Regions from separate parts of the Homo sapiens genome. Here region 1 is linked to region 2. Evidence: chromatin loops called from intact Hi-C (ENCODE). Cell type or tissue: spleen. All regions are shown on one strand. Each heading gives the region's core, and the rest is flanking DNA. Links, peaks and the distances in the headings are about the cores only.

Region 1 (10,189 bases), core at 1,053-9,052, 65 kb before region 2:
TATCCTGACTCATATCCACCAAACAAGGAGTGTATCTACATTTTGGAAGGTATTTGAACGATTTCTTTTATTGGATGAATTTTTACTTTATTGTAAAACTAAATATGTTGGTAAAATGACCTATGTAAACCAGTTTGAATGAAATTTAAACATGTATTTGAATTAAACTGTAGTAATGATAAGTATTTCTGCATATTGAATACATTAACAAGATACTAGCAGAAATGTTAGGGGAAGTTTGAATCTCCCAAAGTATAATTCAACTACGTACATTAGTATGTATGAAAAACTTCTTTCTCTGATAAGAAACTTAAACTTACTGGCATCCCTTATAAGGCTTAATTCAAATTTATGTCCACATAAGTGAGTTCTTTTCATTTCTTCTGTTTATTTTTCTGTGTATTGTGGTACGTTGTATCTTGAACTAAGTATTAGCTTCTTGACTCTTCAGTTTGAATCACTCAAAAATATTTAATTTAGTAGATAGCATATGCCAATGGAAAAGATTACTATAGTTCTACAGAGTAGCATTATTTTTAATGTAAGATACATTTATCATGACTTGTATAGCAATTCTCACTAAGACCTTTGTCTATGAAGCAGTTAGCAGAACAGTTATTCTGCTTTTCTCATTTGTGTCAATACATTTATATTCTTTCTTGTTTGTGTTGTCCTGATTTGCTTACTCTTATTTTCTAGCTGCTCCACGTCAAAGAATAGAGTTGACCTTTGATGAACATTATTATATAGAACCATCATTTGAGTGTCGGTTTGATCACTTGGAAGTTCGAGATGGGCCATTTGGTTTCTCTCCTCTTATAGATCGTTACTGTGGCGTGAAAAGCCCTCCATTAATTAGATCAACAGGGAGATTCATGTGGATTAAGTTTAGTTCTGATGAAGAGCTTGAAGGACTGGGATTTCGAGCAAAATATTCATTTATTCCAGGTAAAGAATAAGTTATCTTTTAAGTGGTTGGGCATCTCACTCTAACTCTGATTTTAGAATCTTAAGGTTAGAAAAGAGATTAATTTGGTCAAGTTAATCAAATCAAGATTTTAAACAAATTAGCAAAGTCAAAGGGAAATTAGTCCATGAACAAATAAGAAGTTAATAGAAATTGGACATAGAAACGTATCACTTGAATTTTGAAGCATATCAGAGATGGTGCCACATTTTCTTAGATTTTTTTCTGTCTTATAGCACATGCTCAGGCTAACATTTAAAATACATTTAAAAATAAATAATTTTAAAAATAATTCAACAAATTGTCTTGTTTTCAGAATTCCCACAAAAATTGTTTTGTATGATTTTTCTCATTTAGCTGTTAGAATTAACCACTCAACTGAATGAATACTCTAGAATATATTGAGCAATAGAAAGAATACTGCTCTGCACTTGGATGTCAAAGATCTGGGTTTGAATTCTTTCTCTGCCTCCTAATAGCTGTAAGACGATTAAGCACAGAATTATGTTTGAGATTGGCCATTAGTAAAATGGGAATGCCTGCTGTGTTAGTTTATTGATGCTGCCATAACTAATTACCTCAAATTTGGCCACTTCAGACAGCAGAAACTGATTTTCTTGCCGTTGGGGAGACCAGAAGTCCAAAATTGAGCAGGGCCTCACTCCCTCTAGGAACCTGGGGGAGAATCCGGTCTTTGCTCCTTCCAGCCTCCAGTGCATGCCCCAGCATTGCTGGGCTGTGGCTGCATCACCTCAGTCTCAGCCTCCCTCTTCACAGCTCTTTCTACTCTTTTCAAGATCCTTAACCTAATGGCATCTTTTGTCTTGTAATATTTACTCTTTTAAAAAACTATATGTGTGTGTGTGTGTGTATAGATACATATATAAGTGCACCCTACTACTCACAGGTTATGGGGAATCCAATGTGTGTATATTGGGGGGCTACTGTACCATCAGCCTGCTCCACCGTGTTACCTGCCCCACAGTAGGTGAGAACACTCTGAGAACTGTAAAGCCCTGTCCAGTATGGCGTGTACATATCCCTAATGCAGAAACAGATGTGCAAGTTATTGTTCCTGTCTTCACCAAGCTTACACACTAACAAGATGAAAAAATAACAGTAAGACAACTGCATGATCTTTTTGCTTTTATTTTTCGTGCAAGAAATTTAATTGGAAAAAATTAAAACATTGAAATGAAAAGAAAATATCCATAATCCTTCCACCCTGTATATAAAATCAGTGTGAACAATTTGGTGTATATCCCTTCCAGTGTTTTTCTATATCTGTTTCTTTTGTTTGTTACACAAGATTGGGATTATGGTACACATATAACTTTATTATCTGCTTTTTTGCCTGAAAAACAGATGTTTGCCTGTTAGTACTTATGTAGGAAATTTTAAGCTTGGCTTCAGTGTTTATCTGCTCTTTTTAAAAATTTTTTTCTATATTCTCCATAGCCAACCAAGTATTTATTTGCACAATACCAAAAGGATATTTCCAAAAAGTAAACATTGTCTAATAGACTTTATTTTTTAGAACAGTTTTAGGTTCACAGCAAAATTACACAGGAAGTAGAGTTACCATAAGCCTCCTGCCTCCCTTTCCATCAGCATCTTGCACGAGAGTGGTGCATTTGTTACTAATGATGAGCCAACATCCATGCATCATTATCACCCAAAGCCTGTAGTTGACATTAGGGTTCACTCGCAGTAGGGTGTGCTCTGTGAGTTTTGACAAATGCATGATGACATGTATCCGCCCTTACAGAACCATACAGAACAGTCCCACTGCTCTAACAGTGCCCCGTGCTCTGCCTGTTGGTCCCTCCCTTTCCCCAAACCACTGGCAATCGCTGATCTCTTCAGTATCTCCCTAGTCTTGCTATTTCCAGAATGTCATGTAACTGGAATTATACAGTATGGAGCCTTTTCCAGTTAGCAATATGCATATAAGTTTCCTCCATGTCTTTTTGTGGCTTAATAGCTCATTTTTTACACCAAATAATACTTCATTGTCTAGATGTACCATGGTTTGTGTATTCATTCTACTGAAGGACATCTTGATTGCTTCCACATTGTGGCAATTATGAATAAAGCTGCTATTCATGTGCAGGTTTTTGTGTGGACGTGAGTTAATTCATTTGAGTAAATTCTAATACATGCCACAACATGGATGAACCTTGAAACATTATGCTAAGTGAGATAAGCCAGACGCAAAAGCACAAATATGACTCCATTTATATAAGGTATTTAAAGTAGTAACATTCATAGAAACAGAAAGTGGAATGGTTATCAGGGTATGTGGGGGAAGGGGGAAGGGGAGTTAATGTTTAATGGGTGTAGACTTTCAGCTTGGGATGATTAAAAATTCTGAAAATAAAAAAATGGTGATGGTTGTACAACATTGTAAATGTGCTTAATGCCACTGAATTGTAAACTTAAAAATGGTGGAGCCAGGCGTGTGGTGCACACGTGTCATTCCAGCTACTCGGGAGGCTGAGGCTGGAGGATTGCATGAGCCCAGAAGTTCAAAGTTATAGTGAGCTATGATCACACCACTGCACTCCAGCCTGGATGACAGAGCAACACCCTGTCTTAAAAAAGATCAACATTATGAATTTTATGTTATGTATAATTTACCACAATTAAAAAATAGTAGCAGCCAGATGTGGTGGCTTACACCTGTAATCCCAGCACTTTGGGAGGCTGAGGTGGGTGGATCACATGAGGTCAGGAGTTTGAGATCAGCCTGGCCAACATGGCAAAACCCCGTCTCTACTAAAAATACGACAGTTAGCTGGGCGTGGTGGTGCACGTCTGTAATCCCACCCACTCAGGAGGCTGAGGCAGGAGAATCGCTTGAACCTGGGAGGTGGAGGTTGCAGAGAGCCAATATTACACCACTGTACTCCAGCCTGGGCAACAGAGCAAGAATCTGTCAGAAAAAAAAAAAAAACTAGTAGCTAGTAAGCTGTTTTTTCACAGTGGCAGGGAAAAGAAAGAAAGACAGGATATCCTGCCTTGTGAAATAGTCCACAGGAGTTTGAGAACCAATAGTTTATATCAAAATGACTGATTGGATTAAATTGGTCAGCTATTTTATTTTTATTAACTAAATCAACTAACTGAAGTAATTGAAACATTAGTGTCATGAAGATACTGTTAGAATAGATGGTGGCTGCACATAAGTTTAGACTACTTGACAGAAAAAGACATCCAAAGAATACTCTTATTTGAATAATGTTTTTAAATATTTAAAGACAAAGTCAGCCAACTTCATATGTAAAGATACTTACTTTGGAGTCAAGTAGCTCTTTTTCCTCTATTCATGTTATAGATCATGAGAGCAACTTTAAATGGCCTATAGTTAAAATATAGACAAAGTATAATAAAATGCTTAGGATTTCTAGAGTTTATCACCTTTCATTTGCATTTTATAGTGCTTCACAGTTTTGATAGACATTATGTTTAATTTTGTGCTAATGACTAATGTCAGGAGGATTATGTAATATTTTATTTTACAGATGAGGAAACTGAGTCAGATTAAGTGATTTTCTTGGTTCATAGAATGGCAAATCCAGGACTAGATTGCATTTCACTAGGCAATACTTCCTACTCTATCATGTTGCCTTTATAATGTGGATGAGGTCACATTGGAGAAAAGCCTTATTAAAATGTGGATGAGGAGTCCACAATTTTATCACTAAAAGAGAAAACCAACACATGTCAAAATAAATAGGCAATGCATAATTAGCTAAATATGTCTGTCTGATGTTATTTCAAGTCATGTTAATAAAATAAATTTTGTCTAGGAGGTGGTAAATCTGGAAGAAACCTATTAACAATGGTGAGAAGTTCATTTTTTTTAATGAAATTCTCTACTGAGGGAGAGGCTCTTAATGGGTTGTTAGTTCCTGGACATAACTGAGATAATTATGGACATTTTAATGCAATAATGACAATATCCTAGATTTCTGGAATACATATGAAATAGTTCTGATTAATCTGCCAGACAGTTCCTGTGATTCCCCTCCGCCATGCCGTTTAAGATTTAAATTTCACTTTGACATTTCTCTGCAAAAGAGCAGAAGTGTCTATTGTCCTCTTTCAGCAAGGATGAGTTTTGTTTATAAAGTTAAAAAAAAAAGTTGCTGAGATATATTCTACATAAGCTAATAATTTTTTTCCACTTTTTAAAATATGTAATTTGATAACTTCCTAAAGTATCTGGAATTAAAAACAACAGTTTTAACAGGAATTGAGTCTCTAGTTGTACACAATTAAATTGCGTATTGAAATAGATTTTCCAGTCCGGGTGCAGTGGCTCATGCCTGTAATTCCAGCACTTTGGAAGGCCGAGGCAGGCAGATCACAAGGTTGGGAGTTTGAGACCAGCCTGACCAACATAGTGAAATTCTGCCTCTACTAAAAATATAAAAAATTAGCTGAGCGTGGTGGCAGACACCTGTAATCCCAGCTACTCGGGAGGCTGAGGCAGGAGAATTGCTTGAACCCGGGAAGCAGAGGTTGCAGTGAGCCGAGATTGTGCCACTGTACTCCTGCCTGGGCAACAGTGTGAAACTCCATCTCAAAAATAAACAAAAATAAATAGATTTTCCAGAAATCTGAGACATTTTAGACAACCCAGCAATTTTTTTTATTCTGGCTGTTAGGTATATACACAGGTTCTATCTGAACTTTAAAATAATTTTTTAAAGATACCTGTGTTTATAATTTCTAAAACTTTATTTTTATTGTGGTAAAAAATATACATAACAAAATTTACCCTTTAACCTTTTTTTTTTTAAGACTCATTTTGTCACCTAGGCTGAAGGGCAATAGTGCTGTCTCTGCTGTCTGCAGCCTCAACCTCCTGGGCTCAAAAGATCCTCCCAGGTCAGCTTCCCAAGTAGCTGGCACTACAGGCATGAGCCACCATGCCTAGCTCTCTTTAACCATTTTTAAGTGTGTAATTCAGTGGCGTTAAGTACATTCACAGTATTATGCAACTATTACCACCATCCATTTAAGCCGAAGTTTAGAAGACAAATTGTAATATGATTCAGCAGAAAGGAACTTCATTCCTTTTTAAGGCCAAATAATATTCTGGTATATTGTATATGTGATGTTCCGTTTACCTGTTCAACTCTGACAGTTGATGTGAGTTTGCAAGTAGCATAAATAAATTATTCACTATGGAATCAAAAATATAAACGTGATTAAATAAATGTCAATCCTGTAAGCGAGCTCCTAAATGACCAATGATATGTAGTTTTCACCAATGAAAGCTTCTCTTACCTTGCTATGAAATGGAACGTTAGATGTAATGTAAGACATCGAGGATTAAAGTAACTATCTCAGTACCAATGACTTTCTTCTTTTTTCTGTTACAGATCCAGACTTTACTTACCTAGGAGGTATTTTAAATCCCATTCCAGGTTTAGTATATTACCACTTGTTCCTCTTGGCATTTTTGATTAGTCTTATGTTCCTTTGAACACCTTTCATGTATTCCTTCCAGATTGTCAGTTCGAGCTCTCGGGAGCTGATGGAATAGTGCGCTCTAGTCAGGTAGAACAAGAGGAGAAAACAAAACCAGGCCAAGCCGTTGATTGCATCTGGACCATTAAAGCCACTCCAAAAGCTAAGGTATTATTATGTATTGAGTCGCTTCAGAGAAGAACATCATGATAAGGCATGATTTGCAAAATGTGTAATTTTGGTTTGTGTAAATATTTATTGACTACATAAACTGATACTGCAACTTTTTAAAATGTATTTTATTTCACTTACTTTATTGGCATCTACTAAGATCCCAGCATTATTATAGTTAAATAAACTGAAATTTCTGAAATTCTTCAGGAATATTACATATATATTAAGATTCTCAATTATAAAAGATTAAGATTCTTAAGACCTGTCAGTTCCCAATTGGTGAGTGTGCATACTGATCAGTATGATTATAGATTCATTAACAGCTTTATGAGGAAGAAAATAGGCTACAAGAGGTGAAAATGTGTTCTCAAAAGTTACAGAGTTGGTCGTAGCAATCTAAAAGCGAAAACCCAAATGTGTCGAGTCTGTTCTTACCCTGCCATCCTCTGCTACTCATGGGGTGCTTTTATTGGAAAGAACTGCAGGGAAGGATGTTTTTAAATAACTCTGACAGATTGAGATTGGATACTTTTGCATTTAATGTATACTTCTAGGAATATCAACAGAGTTAAAATTATATTTAATGCGTATTATGTAAAAAGAGGGAAAAGAGGAGAGAGTGAGGGTGGGAAAACATACCTCTCAAGAATCATGAAAATCAGATTTAAAGATTGGGTAATATGATAGATAAGGTAACCTGAAAACCCATCTGCTAGAAGACACATGGAAACATTGGGTAAAATATGACAAATAATTATTTTAAAAGCATATGTGTAAGCTCCAGGAAGGAGAAAAAGAGGGTAATGCTTATGGATGAGAAATGAAGAGAGAGAACTGTAGATTAATAAACTGAAATTGATGTTACAGATGCCCCTGGCTGACTTTTATAACCTGTTACTGCACAGGGGTAGACATACTGGGAGCTTCCTTTTAATTCCCATACTGAGAAAAGAAGAGTCCTGGGGTTCACATGGCCTTTGTGAGACTCACATGAAGCTGGAGCCCTCAAAGGGAGGCAACTCACATGAAAGCATAGATTAGAAAAAATGTTTCACTACCACATGCTGATGACAAAGAAGCTTGTTTTTCTGGGTTTAGTCTCAGGGTGGGGTTGGAGGTGAGGCTGGGGTCCCCCCTAGCTTTATACTTAGAAACCCTGCCTTTATTAGGGTTTGAGAAATGAATTTACATTCCCTGCTCAACCCAGGAGTCATGAAGTCCAAAGACTGACAGAATGGTCCTGGGTGCATTAAACCTTTGAGTCACCTGGCAAAAATAAATCTAAAAGTCACCAAGAAAGCTGCAGGGTTGGCATGGATAAAACACTGCTGCAGGTCAGCTCACAGCCCGCAGATTCTAAAACCCCTATGCTCACAGCCCACCATGGGTACGAGTTCACCGACATAACACACAGGAAGGAGTTCCTTAGATCCCCAAGAATTTGAGTGTTTCACGTATCCTACAAGAAGGAAACAGAGATGAGAAAGAAAAATGACCACGTCCATTTTTAAAATAACCAAATAGGAGGTCTATAAGTTAAAAGTATGGCTATTAAAAGATGTGTCTGAGGAAATTACCCAGAGTGTATCGCTGGAAGAGGTGGCAGTTTATTGGGATTTTCCATAACTGATACTCTGTAGTGTGTAAGTCTGATGCCCGGATGTTGACGCACACATGTGACGTGCGCCTCCCTCCAGCCTTGTTACCATGTCGGCACATTGCCTATCTGACATGAAAAGGAAAAAAAAGAAAAAAAAAATTTCAAGAACTAATGAAAAGCATGACACAGGGTGACTCCCAAGCAGGAAAAAAAAATTTAAGTGACACTGACATTGTACCCCACAGACAAGGAGAAAAGTTATTAAACAATAGAGAAAATAGTCTACAAAAGGATGCTATTAAGATTGACACCAGAATTATCAATAGCAAAATAGAAGCCTGAAGACAATAGAATAATGTCTTCATAGTGTTAAGAGTGTTCATTGTCATTTAAGAATGAAGGCAGTGGCCAGGATGTGGGGATGATTAATGGGTACAAAAGTATAATTAGATAGAATTAATATCTGGTATTTGATAGCACAACACAGTGACTACAGTCAACAATTTATTGTACAGTTTAAAATAAGCATAATTGGGTTATTTGTAACACATGATAAATGCTTGAGATGATGGATCCCCCATTTATCCTAATGTAATTATTATGCACTGTATACCTATATCATGATAGCTCATGTACCCTATAAATACATATAGCTATTATATACCCATAAAAGTAAAAAATAAAAGAATGAGGACAAAATTAAGATGTTTCTCTGCAAAGTAATAAATGAATTAAATGCTACAGTTAAAATCCAAATATATCTTGTTTATGGGATAATTACAGGAAAATTTGAAAATACAAAACTAGGAAAGAAATAACAGACAAATGTCAAAAAAGAGCTGATGTAACTATTAAAACAAATCAAGAATGTCTCTATCTCACTAGATAAATCTCAGGTATTAATATAGCCTTAAAATGCACAAAACAGGTTGTTGATTGTCAAGGAAAATTGACAGATCCATAACATAGTTGGTAATTTTTTTTTACTTCTTAGTAATTAACAGTTCAAGCATACAAAAAGTTAATATGGCTCAAAAGATTTAAATTACACAGTATGTGCTTAATGGACACAGTATCTTGCTCCCAACATCCAGAAAATAGGCATTCTCTACTAGCATTCATAAAACATTCATCAAAACAGATACACGTGCTCAGCTAACAAAGGAAGTCTGAACATATATGCAGAGCATCATGTGACAGAAATGCAATTAAACCAGAAATCAGCAACCAAAGATTACTTTAAAACTCCATATGTTTGGAAATATAATAATATACTACTTAGTAATTTGTAAGTCACAGAAGAAATCAGTATGGAAATTTGAATACATTTAAAATGCATTAATGAAAATACTACATTTAAAAAAACTGCGGTACAGCTAAAACAGTACTTTGAGAAAAAAGACTGAAATTTAATAAGTTAAGACTCAAGAAGTTAAAAGAAAAACAAATCCAAAGAAAGGGCAATCATAAAACAGAAATTAAAAAAAAAAACGAAGATACAAAAAGAATAAATCAGTGAGGCCTGACATCGGCTCTTTGTAAAAGGTAACAACAGGCAGACTTATGCCAAGATTGATCTAGAAAAAAAAAGACATAAATAGGCCGGGTGCAGTGGTTCACGCCTGTAATCCCAGCACTTTGGGAGGCCGAGGCAGGCAGATCACGAGGTCAGGAAATCAAGACCATCCTGGCTAACATGGTGAAACCCCATCTCTACTAAAAGTACAAAAAATTAGCCGGGCGTGGTGGCGGGCGCCTGTAGTCCCAGCTACTCAGGAGGCTGAGGCAGGAGAATGGCGTGAACCCAGGAGGCGGAGCTTGCAGTGAGCTGAGATCACGCCACTGCACTCCAGCCTGGGCAACAGTGCAAGACTCCATCTCAAAAAAAAAAAAAGAAAAAGAAAAAAACATAAATAATATTAGAAATGGAAAAGTTATAAATCAACTACAGCAAGGATTTAAAACTA
Region 2 (10,189 bases), core at 617-8,616:
TCTGGCTTTATTGCCCAGGCTGGAGTGCAGTGGCGCCATCTCAGCTCACTGCAAGCTCTGCCTCATGAGGCATCTGTGCCTGGGAAAGGAAGCAGGACTGAGCAGAGGAAGAACTGCCACATGGGCCTGACACAGCCTCAGTCCACCCGATGGGGAAGCTCTGGAGTGAGAATTGCCCATCACATTGTCTTATATGGAGCCAGAAGGGCCTTGATGGCCCCTCCTGAATCAGTATGCATGGGGCTGACCTTGGGCAAGGCAGCTCTCCAGCCAAAGCAGATCCCGAAGAGCAAATAGCAGGGGCCGTCTGCTGGCCACATTCTCGGTAGGAGGCAGCCCGTTGCAGGGGTATCTGGGTGGCACACCTCCATATCTTCTGGATCCGATTGAGGGTCACATGTTACATTAAGTCATCACGTCTCTTCAGTCTCCTTTAAATTATAACATTTCTGTCTTAGTCCATTTGGATTGCTATAACAAAAATACCATAAATTGAGTGGCTCATAAACAACAGAACTGTATGTCTCCCAGTTCTAGAGGCTGGGAAGTCCAAGATCAAGGCACCAGCAGATTCAGTACCTGGTGAGGCCCTCTTCCTGGTTCATAGATGGCTGTCTTTTCACTATGTCTTCACATGGTGTAAGGGGTGGAGGATCTCTCTGGGGCCTCTTGTTTAAGGGCACTGATATGGTTTGGCTCTGTGTCCCCACCCAAATCTCATCTCAAATTGTAATCCCATGTGTCAAGGGAGAGACCTGGTTGGAGGTGATTGGATTATGAGGGTGGTTTCCTCCATGCTGTGCAGGTGAGTTCTCATGAGGGCCGATGGTTTTAAAGTGTGGCACTTCCCCATTGCTTGCTCTCTCTCCTCTGCTGCCATGTAAGACATGCCCTGCTTCCCCTTTGCTTTCCCCCATGATTGTAAGTTTCCTGAGGCCTCTCCAGCCATGTGGAACTGTAAGTCAAACCTCTTTTCTTTATAAATTACCCAGTCTCAGGTATTATCTTTAGAGCAGTGTGGAAACAGACTAATACAGACACTAATCCCATTCATAAAGACATCACTCTTGTGACCTAATTACCTACCAAAGTCCCCACCTCCAAATACCCTACAGTGGGGATTAGGTTTCAACATATTAATTTGGGGTACAGCAACACTCTGTCTATGGCAATTTCCCCTGCCTTTTTATCCTTTAGGAGATTAACATGTTTGAATGGCCCAGGCAGTTGTTTTGCAGAACATCCTCCTTTTGGATTTGTCTGATAACATGGAGCTTCCTAACTCACTTTGTTCAGTCCACAGTCTCCCTTCCATTTTAATACACGTTCCTGCCATGTAATACCTAGATGACAGTCAGACTTTCCTGATTACAGCCACTTCATCCACACCACTGTCCAATCCAGTACCACAGACTGCACCTGGTGGCTACCTTCCTTCTCTGTCTTTTAGTCCAGCACGGTGTTCCTTTTATGAGATGAAACATGGAGAGGCTGGGCCGCTTGTCTTGCAGGGCACCCCATGTTCTGGTTGCTTCCATGTGGTGTCATTTAGTTGGATCCCCTACTTAATGAATTCAAGTTACACATTTTTGGCTGGGCTGCATCACAGGTGGTGTACTTTGAGAATCACACACGAAGTGCTCTGTGAGCCTTGAAATACGAGTCTTTTACTGGGTTTCAAATGCTCACTGCTCCCTCTCCTAGCTCCACCATTTACCAGTTTCATAGGGAGGAGTGCGCCTATTCCTATCGCCGCATTCCCCAGCAGGGGGCTGTGAGAGGTGAGATGGAGGCTTAGGTGGGATGAGGGGTGGAAGGCAGTGAGGAAAGCCAGGGAGCCAGGAGATTTGCGTTCTCATCCTAACTCTGTCCTCACCTTTCTATGTGACTTTAAGTAAGCCCCTTGACCGCTTGTCCCTACAACACAAATAGAACGTTTCTTGCCCTGCCTACATTGGAGGCAGTGAACAGGATCCCATAGAGTGTAGACGTGGAAGCACTTTCCAAACCAGAGCACATCAGGGGTAAGGGACGCTTCCCACCAGGAGATCAGGGCAGGGGCCAGATCATCCTCGTGGCATGATTAGAGCTCGGTGGATCGTGTGGCTTTACAAGCCGCACGATTCCCTTCCTGACGTTCGGGACTTTCATTGTGCCAAGCAGATCCGCATCTCCTTCAGTCCTACCAGTGACCCCGGGTGTAGGAGGCCAACTCTCAGAGAAGGTCGCACCCAGCCTGCTACTGCCACAACTGCTAAGCCCAACCTCCCCTCAGGAACGGGCATGAGCTCGAGAGGCGGAAGTAAAAGGATTCAGATCCCTTGATTGAGCTCCAGGAACGAGGACTGGAAGCCGCCTCTGGCAGGGTGGCCGGGATTTGAGGTCAGCCCAGGCCAGCTTGGGTTGGATGTGGCTTCCCAGGGGTAGAGGGAGCAGCTCACACGTGCCAAGGATCCCACACAGCCTGGAAGCTGTCACTTCCCAGCTGCTGGACCTCAGGGAAGGAGGCCCAGAGAGTAGCCCAGGGAGGGTACAGCAGGCGGCGACTGTTTATGGACTGGGTGTTAAATGGCTGCAGAACATGGCAGCTTCAGGCCTCGGGGCCCAGGGAAAAGTTCGTTCCTGCTTCTACCCAGAGTTTTAGGTGGTGGAGAGGCTTGAAATGGGGAGTTACTGGCGTCTCTTAACCAGGCCTTCTGGGGGGTAAATATTGTGAATATTACTCCTGCCTGGAATAACCCTTCTAGGGTTTCCAACTAGAGGCACCTGGCCTGGTCAGACTTCCTCATTCAGCCAGTGTAATGGTGGTGTTGCTTTCAGATGGGCTTGAATGTGTTAGGCACTCTCCAGTTTGCCACAAGCACCACCACTCCCTACTGTCTCAGTTCAGTCCTGTGATCAGTTTTATTGCTGCCAGATTGTAGGACCCACCCTGCCCCTGGAAGAATTGAGGTTGCGAGCTCACAAGCAGGCGGTCCCCATTGCAACTCCTGCCTCTTTGGCCAGAAGCAGCCATGATCAGCCATTGTGAAAACCGAGACTGTGGTCCCAATAGGGGCCACCTTCCAAGCCTAAGTGCCTCTCCACCATAGTGCTGATCCCTGCCATCCCAGGACTTCAGATTGATCCTTGAGGCCAAATGTAGATTCCTTTGTGAAAGGAGATGGCCGTATTACCTCACTAACAGCTTAGCACCAATTGGTTAATAAAATACCAGGAGAGAGAAAGAGAGGAAATTGGCATCTATTAAGAGTTCACTCCGTGCTAAGTCCTGGATATACCATCCCACTTAGCCTCCCAGCACCACTGTAAGACAGGTGGTATCCCCATTGTACATATTGGAAAACCAAGGTTAGCTTCCCTTAAATTGCACAGACAGTAGAGCACAGCCAGTTTTTGAACCCGGATCTGAATGTGAGACTGTGCTTTTTCCTCTATCCACACTGTGTCGCCATAAGCACCTTCTGTGTGCCAGGCACAGGACTGGGCACAGTCTGTCCTTGCCCAGCTCCCAGTCTGGCAAAAAGGACTTCGTATGTGCACTCCGCCCTCATCCCTCTCCCAAAGCTCAAGCCAAGTTTCCAAAGAATGGCAGCTGCCACTAGGGGGATGGGAGGTTTTAGGTGAAATGCAACATGAATTACTTTGTTTCAATAGTTATATATTTAATATAAAATTGGGAGGCCGAGGCAGGCAGACCACGAGGTCAGGAGATCGAGACCATCCTGGCCAACATGGTGAAACCCTGTCTTTACTAAAATACAGAAATTAGCTGAGCGTGGTTGCGTGTGCCTGGCGTAATAGCTGGCGTAATTAGCTGGTGTAATCCCAGCTACTCGGGAGGCTGAGGCAGGAGGATTGCTTGAAACAGGGAGTCAGAGGTTGCAGTGAGCCAAGATCACACCATTGCACTCCATCCTGGGCGACAAGAGCAAAACTCCGTCTCAAAAAAAAATACAGTGAGTTCATCAAATACATGATTTCACAGACTGTGATAATTGTGATATAATAAAAAGTATATATTTTGGGTTTTGTCTCCAGCACCTAGCCAGAACTCCTAAAACCCGTGTAATTTCCTGAGTGGTAGGGATGCTAGATATATCTTTTGGTCTTATAAAGTTAGCCCTCCATATCCATGGGTCCCGCATCCATGGATTCAACCAATCTCTGATTGAAAATATTCAGAATAAAAAATGGGCTAGGTGTGGGTGTGGTGGCCCACACCTGTAATGCCAGCACTTTGGGAGGCCAAGGTGGGAGGATTCCTTAAGCCCAGGAGTTTGAGACCAGCCTGGGCAACAAAGGGAGTCCTCATCTCTATAAGAACTAAAGAAATTGGCTAGGCGTGTTGGCACATGCCTGTAGTCCCAGCTACTTGGGAGGATGAGGTGGGAGGATCCATTGAGCCCAGGAGGTCAAGGCTGTACTGAGCTGAGATCATACCACGGCACTCCAGCCTGGGTGACAGAGCAAGACCCTGCCTCAAAAACAAACAAACAACAAAAAAAGGATGGTTGCATCTGTACTGAACACTGTGTAGATCTTTGTTATTATTCCCTAAACAACACAGTATAACAACTATTTGCTTGTATTAGGTATAACTGATCTAAAGATTGTTTAAAGTATATGGGAGAATGTACATAGGTTATATGCAAATTCTACACCATTTTATATCAGGGAATTTAGCATCCATAGATTTTGGTTATAGTGGAGGGGGATCATCTGGAACCAATTCCCCATGAACACAGAAGGACAACTGTATTTGTCTTTGACTCTGGTTCCTGACACAGAGCTTCTAATCTCTTGGAACTTCCTGGTTGGTAGGAACATCTTTTGTTCTAACAAGATGACTCTGGATTGGTGCCAGGATGGGGCTGATCACCAGAGCCATGATTAGAGGCTTGGAACCTTGAACCTCACCCTCATCCTCTGAGTAGGGGAGAGGCTGGAGAGTGAGTTAAAAATCAATCATGCCTACGTGATGAAGCCTCCATAAAAACCCCTGAGCTGCAGGGTTTGGAGAGCTTCCCGGGTGGTGAACACATCCACATGCTGGGAGGACGGCACCCCCCAGCTCCACGGGGACAGACATTCCCGAGCGCAGGACCTTTCCAGACCTCACCCTATGTGCCTCTTCATCTGGATGTTCATCTGTATCTGTTGTAATATCTTTTTTTTTTTTCTTGAGACAAGGTCTCATTCTTTCACCCAGGCTGCAGTGCAGTGGCATGATCACGGCTCACTGCAGCCTCAGCCTCCCCAGGCTCAGATGATCCTCCCACCTAAGCCTCCCAAGTAGCTGAGACTACAGGCGCATGCCAACACGTCTGGCTAATTTTTGTATTTTTTGTAGAGACGGGGTTTCGCCATGTTGCCCAGGCTGGTCTCCAACTCTTGGACTCAAGCAATCCACCCGCCTCAGCCTCCCAAAGCGCTGGGATTACAGGCGTGAGCCACCATGCCCAGCCAATTGTAATATCCTTTATAATAAGCTAGTAATCATGCTTCTCTGAGTTCTGTGAACCATTCTGACAAATGATTGAATCTAAGGAGGGGGTTTTGGGAACCTCTTATCTATAGCCAAGTGGGACAGAAGCGTGGGTAACCTGGGGACCCACGACCTGCAGTTGGTGTCTGACATGGGAAATGGTCTTATGGAATAATGCAGCAGCCCTCCACCTGTGGGAATTGGGTTGAGTTACTGGATGCCCAGTTGGTATCTGCAGAGAATTGGAGAATTGCTTAGTGTGGAAAAACCCACATATTTGGTGCCAGAAGTTCTGTTTGAGCTGTGGAAGAGAATTGGAATTTTCCCTGCACACAGACATTGCTTCAGATGAGGCCACAATAGTTGGCCATACCAGGCCTGAGTAAACGCCAGGAGACAGGAGAGGACATTGCTCTGTGGGACCTACTGGGCCACAGTAGTCCTACTGGGCATGAGCTCACGCCATCTCCTCTGCCAACCTTCCTGCCCTCCGCAGGGCTGCTGAAAACAAGACCTCCAGCTGGCCTTCTTCAAGTCCACAACGTTTCTGACTCATTCCTGGTCAAATCAGGTGGCCTCATCCTCACCCCCAGGACTGTTTCCCAGCCACTGTCTCAGGTCAGTGGATGAGACTCGGGAAGGAGGCCAGGGTCTTTGGGACACCTTCAGTGTCCAGGAAAATGCAGGCTTTAAAAGGAAGTCACCAAGAGATCCCCATTCCCTGTGCTGGGAACCCCATTTGGCAAATACACACAGACACACACATGCACACAGACACACACAGAGACGCACACAGACACACACAGACACACATAGAGACACACACAGACACTCACACAGAGACACACACAGACACACACACACGGATACACACACAGACACAAACAGACACACACACACCCTCTCAGACACACACACACCCTCACAGAGACACACACAGACACACACACACAGATACACACACAGACACAGACACACACACACCCTCTCAGACACACACACACCCTCACACATAGAGACACACACAGACACACACACATGGATACACACAGACACACACACCCCCTCTCACACAGACACACACCCTCACACAGACACACACAGACACATAGACACACACACCCTCTCACACAAACACACACAACACACCCTTACACATAGACACAGAGACACACACAGACACACACACAGACACACCCTCACACATACAGACACAAACAGATACACACACAGACACACACAGATACACACATATACACCCAGCCCCTACCATCGTCACCTTCTCAGAAACTACAATACAATTAGGGCAGCATTCTGGGAATTAGGAAAATTAGATCCTTGGAAAGGGAAATAGCTGTAAGTGATTGAGAGCAATTTTCCTGACAAGAACTCATGGGAGGCAGAGATTTCAGTTAATTCAAAGAAGAAAGCGAGGTCTTCTCTGGGCTGGGGCATCACTGCCAAAGCACCCCCAGTGGCCCCCAAGCAATGAGATTTCCAAACCCCACTGCAGATGCTTCCTTTCCTGAAGAAAGTGAGCTGGGCTCCCAAGGAGTGTGGCAGAGGCTAAGGAGGGAGAAGAATGAAAGAAAGACAGTTACTCCTCCAACTAGAATGAGTGAAAATAAAAACCAATAAAAAGAAAGAGGCAGAGAAAGTTGCTCCTTAAAAAGTCAGCTTCCAGGACAGGCCAAGTAATAAGAAGAGCTGACATTTAGGGGGCAATTGCCCCCAAGCCCCAGCCCCTGTTCTTTTTTTTTTTTTTTTTTTTTTTTTTTTGAGACGGAGTCTTGCTCTGTTGCCAGGCTGGAGTGGAGTGGCGTGATCTCAGCTCACTGCAACCTCCGCCTCCCGGCTTCAAGCAATTCCCCTGCCTCAGCCTCCTGAAGAGCTGGGATTACAGACGCGTGCCACCACGCCTGGCTAATTTTTTGTATTTTAGTAGAGACGGGCTTTCACCATGTTGGCCAGGATGGTCCCGATCTCCTGACCTTGTGATCCGCCCGCCTCTGCCTCCCAAAGTGCTGGAATTACAGGCGTGAGCCACCGCTCCTGGCTGCCAACACCAGCGCCTGTTCTAAGCCCCGTACAATGACCCTGTAGGATAGGTTCTGGCATTTTCCATCCCCATTGTACAGACAAAGGAACTGAGGCTCAGATGGGGCTCAATTACTTGCCCTAGGTCCCCCAGTGAGAGAGAAACTTCTACTGTACTGAATTTTGGAAGCTCTAACAAAGACTTAAGCATGCCCACTTCGCTGGAAGTGCACCATTAGGAACTTAGCCAAAAATTCCACTAAAAGGCAAATTATTGACTCCATTTTCAGCCCTTAAGACCTCTAGGCTGAGGATAGGATGGACGAAGGGCACAAAAGCCAGTGCAACCTGCCTTACCTGGAGATACTGATGGCAGCAGGAAGGCAGAGCGGTGGGCTGCACACTCCATGGAGCCGGTGGGAGCCCCATCCCTTCTGAGCTGGGGCAGTAGCTCCCTGGGTGCCGCTGCAGCTGCCCAAACCGTGGCTGCAGACCCAGACCTCCTGCTCTACGAAGCAGGCAAACGCCCCGCCCTCCTGGGCAGGGTTACAGCCACCCAAACTGCGGCTGTGGATCCAAGACTCGCTGTGCTCTTGAAGGGGGCCCGGGAGCAGGCAGGATCTGCCCTTGCGGGTGCAGCTGCAGTCCCCCAAACTGTGGCTGCAGACCTGGGCCTCCCGCTTCACAGAGCAGGCCGGAGCCGGGGACAAGCGGGAGTCCTGCCCCTTCCAGGTTGGTGGGACAGGAGCTCCTGGATGCAGCTGCGGCCACCCTCCCAGGCACAGGCCCAGTGCATCTCTGCAGCCTGCGTCCTCAAGGCGGCTGGGGAAGACCGCCCAGCCTCCTGTCCCTGCTCCTGCTGCCTGGTTTCTCTCCCGTCCTGGCGCCCACTCCGATACTGGAGCAGGGCTTAGGGCCGAGCCCCAGGGGTCATGAATGGCAGCAGGAGGCAGACAGATTCCTGGGTGGAAGCGGGGGACCCCAGTAAGGCCCCACCTTCAGGCCAGAGAGGGCCTGAAGGCTGGGGGCTGGGCTGCCAGTCCTGCGGACCTGAGTGCGGACTCATGGTGCCTCTTCCAGGCCCACCCATGGCCACCCATGGACCAGTGGGCATGCACTTCCTCCCCTCTGAGCGACATAAAAGCCCTGGGCTCAGCCAGAGCAAGAGAGAGGATGGCCAGAGCAGGGCAGAGAAGGTGAAGGACAGAGAGAGGACAGGAAGACCAGCTACAGAGAGAGGCTATCCTTTCTGCTCAGAGCTTCAGAGACCTGCAGAGACGTGGGAATAACCAGCCTCCTGGAGAGGAGCTACCCTTTCCAGGGCCTCCTCTCTGCTGAGAGCTGAACTGGATGGGCAACCTGCCTACAGAGATGAGCTACCCACTGCGGATCTCCCGAGCTGTTTTAACACTAAATAAAGCTTCTCTTTGTCTTCTTCATCCTTCACTTGTCTGAGTACCTCATTTAGAACTCAGGTGAAGGCCCATGAGCCACAGAAGTTTCCAGGAAGAATATCAACATCCTCCTCAAAGATCCCTTAACAATATCAGTAATCTTAGGACTCCCTTTCCCCAGAAGGGACAGCCCAAGAATGAAAGACACCCAAAGGGAAGGAGAGCCAAAGCCCTCGCACCCCAGAATACCACAGCGGTGGCCCCAGCAGCATTACTGGCGTCTGCTCCCCACCAGGCCTGGCCATGGCTTCCTTGGTAGCCTGCATCCTTGCAAGCAAATGATCTGCCTGCAGTGCACAGAAAGGAAGCCCGGATGAGCGAGGGCATGGCTTTCCTTCCCTCCCAACCGGTAAGGAAGGCCAGGAGAGACCTGTACTGTTCACCTCCATGTTCCTTGTGCCAAGAGAGTGTGTTTTGAAGTGAATTAAGGTGCCCTCGAAGACTAGAAAACAGGGAGGGATGGGCATAGTGGCTCACACCTGTAATCTTAAGGTTTTGGGAGGCCAAGGCAGGAGGATTGCTTGAGCCCAGAAGTTTGAGACCTGCCTGGGCAGCATGGTAAAACCCCGTGCCTACAAAAAAATATATATAAATTAGCTAGGCATGGAGGCTCATTCCTGTAGTCCCAGCTACCTAGGAAGCTGAGGCGGGATGATTGCTTGAGCCCAAGAGGTCAAGGCCATGTGGCTATGATCATGCCATTGCACTTTAGCCTGGGCGACAGAGCAAAACCCCGCCTCAAGAAAATTAAAGAAAAGAAAAAGAAAACAGAGAGAAAGGTCTCTTTCCAAGAGTTAAACTATAAAATCAGCTCAGGGCAAAGCAGAACCATGCGCTGTCACACTAGAGAAACAGCAAGGCCAACCATGACCTATTATGAGCACCAAAAACGTGTCTAAAGACGGCATGTGTTCCAGCCAGGTATGGTGGCTCGTGCCTGTAATCCCAGTACTTTGGGAAGCCAAGGCAGGTGGATCACCTGAGGTCAAGAGTTTGAGACCAGCCTGGCCAACATGGTGAAACCCTGTCACTGCTAAAAATACCAAAAAGTTAGTGGTGCGTGGTGGGATCCAAGCTACTCGGGAGGCTGAAGCAGGAAAATTGCTTGAACCCAGGAGGTGGAGGTTGCAGTGAGCCAAGATCGTGGCCACTGCACTCCAGCCTGGGCAATGCAGCGAGACTCTGTCTCAAAAAAATAAATAAATAAAAA

Evidence for each region. A loop is a pair of places that touch in the nucleus more often than their neighbours do. Peaks named below come from ENCODE experiments on the same cell type or tissue, not always from the same donor. Only the 100,000 strongest peaks of a DNase experiment are listed, where the experiment ranks them.
Region 1: a loop joins it to region 2, with 2.1 times the contacts of the local background. A loop is called at or near these places in 2 of 110 quality-filtered maps.

Annotation. Positions count from the first base shown.
Region 1 is chr16:47,119,084-47,129,272 of GRCh38, reverse strand. NETO2 (neuropilin and tolloid like 2) reads left to right here. Exons shown (of 9, transcript NM_018092.5): 3 at 1-49; 4 at 700-948; 5 at 6,361-6,405; 6 at 6,489-6,616. It overlaps LOC124903806 (small nucleolar RNA U13), which reads left to right and starts at 8,252; the gene lies at 8,252-8,354. In spleen, for the core only: no CTCF peak of the experiment used is centred there; no DNase peak of the experiment used is centred there.
Region 2 is chr16:47,053,572-47,063,760 of GRCh38, reverse strand. No RefSeq gene overlaps it. Among named protein-coding and RNA genes, the nearest start is that of DNAJA2-DT, 85 kb to the right of the region's middle. In spleen, for the core only: no CTCF peak of the experiment used is centred there; DNase peaks (open chromatin) are centred at 2,290, 3,520 and 4,890; H3K27ac peaks cover 687 bases.